Linked DNA regions of Homo sapiens: region 2 is linked to region 1. A link is an interaction called in ENCODE POLR2A ChIA-PET data of the cell type or tissue named here. Cell type or tissue: B cell. All regions are shown on one strand. Each heading gives the region's core, and the rest is flanking DNA. Links, peaks and the distances in the headings are about the cores only. Region 1 overlaps C5orf67 (chromosome 5 putative open reading frame 67). Region 2 holds the start of LOC105378979 (growth/differentiation factor 3).

Evidence for each region. Peaks named below come from ENCODE experiments on the same cell type or tissue, not always from the same donor. Only the 100,000 strongest peaks of a DNase experiment are listed, where the experiment ranks them.
Region 2: POLR2A ChIA-PET joins it to region 1 with 5 read pairs; 2 of 35 experiments call an interaction of 5 or more read pairs at or near these places.

The regions. Positions count from the first base shown.
Region 1 is chr5:56,540,358-56,544,751 of GRCh38, forward strand. The region is part of intron 2 of C5orf67 (chromosome 5 putative open reading frame 67); the gene reads right to left. Among named protein-coding and RNA genes, the nearest start is that of LINC01948, 61 kb to the left of the region's middle. In B cell, for the core only: no CTCF peak of the experiment used is centred there; a DNase peak (open chromatin) is centred at 2,264.
Region 2 is chr5:56,770,356-56,774,749 of GRCh38, forward strand. It overlaps LOC105378979 (growth/differentiation factor 3), which reads right to left and starts at 2,520. Exons shown (of 3, transcript NR_172721.1): 1 at 2,418-2,520; 2 at 1,150-1,401; 3 at 1-797. In B cell, for the core only: no CTCF peak of the experiment used is centred there; no DNase peak of the experiment used is centred there; H3K27ac peaks cover 276 bases.

The DNA of each region.
Region 1 (4,394 bases), core at 302-4,301:
CCTAACTAAAGCTCTAATCTCAGAATGTCAGAGTCTCCTTTGTTCTGGCCACCCCAAGATGAAATTACAGCCAAGCATTATGTTCAGAGAATAGTCAGCCCACCTAGGCCACTTACACCAAGCCAAGAATGAGAAGAATTTGGCCAAGGAAGCTGGTGGAGTCCATCTTTATCCATTGTGTTGTTCTCTTTGAGTGTCCTCTGATGCAAAGGAGGAAATTCATGGTGACTTTAAATGTCACCAGTGTTTCAATGAAAACAGGAATATTGCCTATGGAAACACTTCCTGACTCAGAAAAATCGTTACGACCTCCAAGACCCTAATTATCCCAGGCGGGTCCCAACACTCCCTTGGTGGAACTACTTCACAGTAGGGAAAGAGAGCATAATAGTCAGAAACTTGGATCTGATTCTTATCCCTGCCACTCACTAGCTGTATGCCTTAGGTAAGTTGCACAAATTCTTTGAGCCTCAGTTTCCTCATCCACAGGGATGACTAAGAATGCCTTCCTAAATAGGAATAATAGTGCTCACTTCATAGAGATCTAGTGAAAATTGCCTAAGATCACATGCATAAAAGATCTCATACAGTATTCAATAAATGTCAATCATAGTAGTAGAAGTTATATTTTTATCATATTTGTCCTTTAACAGTTTCCGTATTGGAAACAGTTCTTCCATTCTAGGGGAAATTTATCATTCTGCCTCTGACCTGGTCTTCATTCCTGAAGAATTTATGGAGTTCCTACTGAGATAGCCAGGGTTCTCCTGGTAATCAAAATATTATAAATGACCTATAAGAAATAACCCTTTTTCTCTAGGAGCTCATATTTTTATATTAAAAAGATATGCAGATTATATAAGCAAAATGGAATAAGTTAAAGTATCAACCACAAATTGCTGCAACAATCTTTGGTATCATTTATCATCATCATAATTATTATTATTACTATGAGTAGCTGAAGAATAACCACAGGATTCAGTGTTTAATATGCATTCTTAGGCCAGGTGCAGTGAATCACGCCTGCAATCCCAGCACTTTGGAAGGTCAAGGCCGGAGGATCACTTGAAGCCCGGAGATTGAGATCAGCCTGGGCAACAAAGTGAGACCCTATCTCTACAAAATATTAGCCAGGTGTGGTGGCATGTGCTTGTAGTCCCTGCCTCTGGGGAGGCTGAGATGGGAGAATTGCCTGAGCCCGGGAGGTCAAGGCTGCAGTGAACTGTGATCAAGCCACTGTTCTCCAGCCTAGGTGACAGAGAGAGACCCTGTCTCTTAAAAAAATGCATTCTTGGCCAGGTGCAGTGGCTCACACCTGTAATCCCAGAACTTTGGGAGGCTGAGGTGGGAGGATCACCTGAGGTCAGGAGTTCAAAACCAGCCTGGCCAACATGGTGAAACCCCGTCTCTACTAAAAGTACAAAAAAATTAGCTCGGTGTGGTGGTGGGCACCTGTAATCCCAGCTACTCAGGAGGCTGAGGCAGGAGAATTGCTTGAACCCAGGAGGCTGAGGTTGCAGTGAGCCAAGATCACACCAATACACTCCAGCCTGGGCAACAAGAGCGAGACTCCATCTCAAAAAAAATGCATTTTTAGACTTTAGAATAAGCAAAGTTCAATGTGAACTTATAGGTTGGGAAAGGTCCTATGTGGGGTGGGCAGGCAGCAATGGGACTGAAGCCATGGAGGGGGTGGGTGGAATTCACTAGATGCATGGAAGGACAGCTCAGCAGGATACCTGAAGTTGAGGCTGACTAAAGTGTCGTCAGGATTTAAAGGTGTGACATGTTAGGAACTGAAAGTTTGTGTTAGAACACTGCAGGTGAGAAGCTTCTATCAGTAAAGAAGACGCTATTTTAGCAAGCTTTGAACATCACACTTGAGTGATGGAGACTTGGCACTCAAACAGCTAATAAGAAGTCATGTAGATTGTTTAAGAAATGGAGGGCATGTGGAGATTGGCACTTGAGGGCTAATCATGGGTAATTTGCCCACCTCTTTTGAGTCTCAGTTTCCTCATCCACGTGGGCAGTGGTGTGTAGGCTGGGTGGCCCAGTGGGGAGACTGGAGGAGACAGGGAGGTCAGTGCAGAGGCTGCTCTACAATGCTTCTGACAGAGGTGAAGAGATTCTCTAGGGAAGTGCTTCTTAAACTGCAGTGTGCACAAAAATCCCCTGAGACCTTGCTCAAATGCAGATCCTGATTGAGTCTCTGCCAGGACTATCTCCCAGGTGATGCTGATGCTAGTGATCAGGGACTACACTTGAGTAACAAGGACCAAGACTAAGAGTTACAGCAGAAATGGAGAGACAGAGATGCATGCATCAAAGGAAGACCTGGTAGAAGCTAGCCTTTGATGAAGTACTGAGACATCCTGCAACGTGGATGAAGGTGAACCTCCAAAACATATGCTCAGTGAAAGAAGCGAGGCACAAAAGAACACATAGCGTATGGTTCTGCTTTTTTTTTTTTTTTTTTTTTTTGAGACGGAGTCTCGCTCTGTCGCCCAGGCTGGAGTGCAGTGGCGGGATCTCGGCTCACTGCAAGCTCCGCCTCCCGGGTTCACGCCATTCTCCTGCCTCAGCCTCCCAAGTAGCTGGGACTACAGGCGCCCGCCACTACGCCCGGCTAATTTTTTGTATTTTTAGTAGAGACGGGGTTTCACCGTTTTAGCCGGGATGGTCTCGATCTCCTGACCTCGTGATCCGCCCGCCTTGGCCTCCCAGGTTCTGCTTATATGAAATGTCCAGAAAAGGCAAAAAGCAAAAATATTGGGCCAGTAAGCAGATGAGTGGTTGCTTAGGATAGAGAGTGGAAAAAGAAGTGATTGTGTGTGGGCATGAGGCTTTTTAGGGGGTGAGAAAAATGTTCTGAAATTAGATTATGGGGATTGTTATACAATTTTATAAACATACAAAAAATAGTTGAATTGTATACTTACAGTAAGTTAATTTTATGGTAAATAAAGTTGTTAATTTTAAAAAAAAGATTCAATACAAGTTTGTGTTTGAAACATAGGAGATAACAGAAAGGAAACAATACAAGAAGAAATTCATCTGTTAAGCCTGTTCCATGGACAGGCTAGCTTTTGTTCTCCCTTGCTTCCTCCTCTTGAAAACAGCGAGTCTGATGGACTGGGATCTGAGCTCAGAGCTAACCTAGGTATTTTAGACACTTCAGTAGTTAGAGAAATTCCTTTTAGTGATCCCAAATCACACCTTGGGTATAACTACCTCCACTGCAGGACTGGTCAGGTTAGCAACCTGGAAAGGCATGAGGGGAAAAGAATGAATCATCAGAAAATATATAGTGTAATCATCTGAAAAGGTGACTCACGCATGAATTTTTACATGCCTATTCTTTACTCAGACCCCAGTAATATCTCTTACATTGAAAAACTATACGTCCTCAGGTTTCCAAGCACAAAATTGTGTTCAGACATTGCATTGCTTTTACCACAATCTGCATACAGCACCAGAGTCTGGAGATTCTGGGTCAGTGTGATCCCAGGACCAGTAACATCAGCATCATCTGAGGACTTGGTAGAAATACAGACTCTTACGCTCCACCCTAGGATTACAGAATCAGAAACTGGGTGTGGGGCCCAGAAGTCTGTTTTAACAAGCCCTCCAGGTAATTATTTGCATGTTAACATTTGAGAACTACTACTGTAGGTCATGATATGTGCGTGCACACACACACACACACACACACACCAGCCTCACTTGGGAAATGATGCTTATTCCAAGACAAGAGCTACTGTCTTGTAAGGGCAGAAGTTATGATGGCAAATATACGGCAGGAATGCAACCACTTCCATCTTCCCTATACATGCCTGTCACCACTAATCCATCACTGCAATCTTTCATAATGAGTCAGGGTAGCAGTGCCTTTGGCCATCTAGCAGGAGAAAACCTCACCAGGTGTCCTGCACTAACATGGAGTTGGGTGGGGAAAGGCTGAAGTAGATTTAGAAATTGCAATGTGGAGAATTTGGCAGAAAGTGAGAGCCTGATATAGATAGTGTTACTAATTCCCCACGGTCTTGGGTGGCCCATAGGAGATTAAGAATTTCCTATTATCCAAGCTGGGGAACATGGGCTGAAAGATTGGTAGATCCAACAAGGCCTGGAGTCCAAACAAATAAACTCACAAAGTGCCAGAATCTCAAATCCAGAATTGAGGGGCAGAATGAAACTGTCAGATGCGAACATGAGGTCCCAAAGGCCAGGTGGAATCAGCCACATCTGGTGGAAACTGATGCAAGTTATCCAGTGACAAGGTAGGACAAGGGACATCCTGGAAGAGGTCACAGAAGATCCACGGGACAGCTCACACCAAAGACCCCCCTCCCAGCTTCCTTGTTCAAGAAGAGTAAGCTTTCCCCTCCCAG
Region 2 (4,394 bases), core at 163-4,162, 230 kb after region 1:
GAGGCCCCCTCTGTCAGTCAAGCAACATCCTCTACTCTCAGGCTCCCATCTGACACCAGGTTGTGAAGGCCTTGGGGCCCTTTACCCATGACTAGCCCATGACAGAATGCTTTCTTCCACAGAGTCTTCACTCCCTCTAAAGAGGCCAGGAGTGTTAGGTGAGGAGGAATGTACATGCTGAGGTCAGTTCTGGACCAGCCCCAGGCCAATGGTACAGAGAAGGATGATAGCAGCTGAATGGCTCAGAAAGAGTCCAAAGCCAGCTTAACACTGGTAACAATTTTACCCCTACCCCAAGAGCTGACATGCGTCCAATTCCAGTTCCTCTTTCCCCACCTAAATGATCCCAGAGGTGGCACTAAGCCCAGCCCACTCACAATCTAGGACAGCGATAGTCAGACATCTCAATGGGCCCAGCTTCCCAGTAGTAGGAGTGACTGAGAACAGCACTAGGGGGCCCCTGCCACATCAAAGAGAAGCATCTATGAGGGGTTACTGCCATAATGCCAACCTTCTTGCTGTGCTTTGAGAAACAAACCAAATCCCACCTCCCTTCAAAGAGCTCTACTTGCTATGAAAAGTAATCCCACCCCCTACTAAAGTCCTGAGACTTAGGTGGCCCTGAGGCCAGTAGGAGGCTTTGGGGTATCTCAAGAGCAGCCACACTTCTCCACCAAGGAAGTGTTCACATAGTGCACACTCATCTTGTGTTCGTCATCCTGGACCATCAGGGAGAAGAGTCTGACCATGGTGGGACGGCAGGTCTGGAAGAGCCAGGGACAGGTAGGTACTGCCCTCTGCAGAAACAAATGGCAGAATGGTGAGTGCCTCATAGCCACAGCCTCATATCTAAGGGCATCAGTAGACTTGTCAGGGATACATGGGAAGGGAGAAGGAGGGCCTGGGGAGAAGCTGCTGGATCAGGGCTGTTTCAGAACAATCTTTAGGAAGCTGATGTTTCTTATGAATAAAGATAAGGGATAAGGTCACAGGGCGGGGAAGATGCTACACACTGCATCAGTGCTAGATTACATAATTACCAACTTCAATGGCTTCCTTGACTCAAAAGGAGCCAGGCCTAGAGAGTTGAGCACTTAGTGCTATCCCAATATGACCCCAGAAGAGAAAGAACGAGGCTCCATGTCTTACCTTATAGCACTCAAAGCTGGAATGACGGAGCTCACTGTTGAGGGCCGGGCAGGTCCCCTGACAGTAAGAGAAGCTGAGAGTCTTGGGTGCAACAATACACTCGCCCCAGGCAGCTCTGTGAAGGTTCACCTTGCGATCCTGCAGATGGCAGAGCTTCTCTGCTGGAAAGATATCCTGGCCATGGCCTATCTCCCGGCGATTCTGGCCCGGGATCCCCAGGATCAGCTGCTCCACATTAGAGATTAAGGGTTTCTGGACATAAGGCAGGTGAAACAGAGGTGGCTGTGTGTGGGACAAGGTCACGAACAGCAACACTACGTCTTGTTTCCTTTCGGTACTGGAACATTCATTCAGGCTGGCATCAGCGACATCAGTGGCTGGAATCTTTGTCTCTGCCAAGAGGGTGGGCACCACCTCCATCCAATACGTGAGTAAACAGTAGATATCCAATAATGACCCTCCCTCTGACTGGTAGGATGAAAAGATAATGGGGAAAGATCCCAGAAGGAATCTTTGGAGGCCCCTTCTATGGTCCTCGAACTCTAGAACAAGCTCAGTGGCATGGGGGACAATGGGCACCCAAGCCCATAACTTTATCAAGGAAACCCCCAAGAAGGAAACTGCCTCAAAACAGAGAAGCCAGTAGCTGTGTAGGAACTATGAGCCTGTAGGGAAAGAAGAGTGGAAGCTCCAGGAGGCCACTATCGTGGAAAGTCCCACCTCCCTTTCAGCTTCTTACTCCCCACTACCCAGCCGGGCAGGACAGGACAAAGACTTAGCAGTCTCAGCTTGTCAAAGTCAGTGCTTAGTCCACAGCAGCCAGGGATGGACTGAGGTTCCTCAACTCCCATCACCCTACCCCTGGAATTAAGTCAGAATGATTGCCCTAGTACTGAAAATCATTCCAGTCACCATGACCTAAGACAAGCCACTTGCCCTGTTTATCTCCCAAAACACTATAGTTGCCCAGCCCAGCAGCTGTGTACTTCACACTTTAGAGCATCCTTACACACAGAACTTTAGGGCATCAGCCATAAAGCTTAAAGACATCCTACATACCAAGCCTGCAGAGCTGAAACCAGGAAGCAGATTCCATTTCTGCTAGACCAGCTGAAGAATATTCTGTACCCAACTCCTTGCTCTACTCACAAGAGCCCTTAATATCTGTTGTCATTTACACCCCATTCCCTGACCAGCCCCACAAAATGCTGCCAGGCAGCTTCTGGATCACTCCTTCCCTGGCAAAGACCAGCGCTCCAGCTACTTACTTTTGAATATGAGGGTAAAACCATGTTGCCTGGCAGAAAAAAATCTCATTTATGTGGGAAGGCAGCATCGGGTTGGGACAGTCAAACGTCTCTACTGAGCTCAAACACATGCACCAAAGACCCAGAGCCAAGAGCCCAGGAATGAGCCAGGAGCTGCCACTTCTCCCACAGCCACCCTCCAACATACCTGCTCTCAGAAGCGGGGCTTCCCCTTCGCTGTCTTTAAATATCCACGTGCCCAGCTGTAGGCCCTATTCTAACCCCCCACAGCTTGTAGCTGATCACGCATTCAAGAGAAATTAAATTCAAGTGAGAGAAACTCTCACTCCCAGAACAACTTCAATACCAACTCCTGTTTACAGAATGGAGGTGCAAGAAGTGATAATACAGATTGTGTTTCTCAAATGCAACCTCGAAAACACAAGTACATAATTAGTGAATAGATGCACTTATGTGGAAGACACGCTCTGACAGACTGTGTTGGTCCAAATGCTGGAAACAAGGACAAGTATGCACAGTTTGCAAGTTACAAACACTCCATTTAACTCACCTTTGTGTTCTTAGACTTTAGCTAACACCAGAAATCACCTAGAGCATTTGTTAAGACATAGATTGCTAGGCCCCATTCCCAGAGTTTCTGATTCAGTAGGTCTTAAATGAGGTTCAAGAATTTACCTCTCTAGTAAGTTGCCAGGTGATGCTGATAATGCTGGTTCTGAGACCGCTTTGAAAATCACTCATCCACATTACTTATGCCATAACTAGTACATAGAAGATGCCCAATAAGTGTATTTTGATTCATTGATAATACACTATACTTAGTGTGTTTGTGGTTCTGAAATTTTTTTAAACAGAAACAAACAAACAAAAAAAACTCCTTCAGGTTAAAAGGATGAAATTCACTAAATCTGAAAATACCAGATTCTTATGTGGGAAGTACCCAACATAAGAAAAGTAGCATTTGGGATTCATGCTCCCAACATTCTTTTGTTTTCTTTTCAGAGAGTACAAATCAAGATCTTCAAAAAATAACATATACGAGAAGCCAATATAGTCTTCTTCATGTTTCCTAACACTTAACAAATTATTATGAGCATATTATATATAAATATAGTGTAGGAATAATCTGTCCATTAAACATACAGAGTAAGGCATCCTTCATTAACAAATTAACCTGCATTTCACAATATTTGCTTTTCTTAAAAGACCAAATCACATTGACACGTACAATAAAAGTTTAGTTTCTCCACTTTGAGAGGCTGAGGCGGGCAGATCACAAGGTCAGCAGTTCAAGAGCAGCCTGACCAACATGGCGAAACCCCGTCTCTACTAAAAACACAAAAATTAGCCAGGCGTGGTAGTGTGCACCTGTAATCCCTGCTACTCAGGAGGCTGAAACAGGGGAATCACTTGAGCCAGGGAGGCAGAGGTTGCAGTGAGCCAAGATTGCGCCACTGCACTCCAGCCTAGACAACAGAGTGAGACTCCATCTCAAAAAAAAAAAGTTTAGTTTCTCTAAACTTGAGGTTTATTTATTCTCATTAAGAAATTCAATGTCCCAAATTATGTAAATAAGTACACCATAAGTAATGGTAATCAGAACAGTCCATCTTTAGAAAGCTTGCTGTGTAAATTCTTTAGTTAATGTTAGTGAAACAAGCTTATGAGGTAGGTGTGATTATTCTTGTTTTGTGGATGGGGAAACTGAGGAAAGAGTAAGTAATGACCTGCCCACGGCAGGGCTGAGTCAGTTGTCCGTGCAGAATAGATTCTATGTTAAGACAATTCCTTTGGGTTTTTGTTCCTTAAATACGAAGAAATACAGAACAAAAGCAAAGGATAAAATAATTCAATTTAGGAAAACAAGCTTTGGTAAAAGGAAAAGGAATAGGAATAGGTTTTTTTTTTTAAGTTGAGAACAGAATTCTTTAAAAGCTAATAATTTGTGTGCCTAAGGTTCCCACTAATTATCCCTAC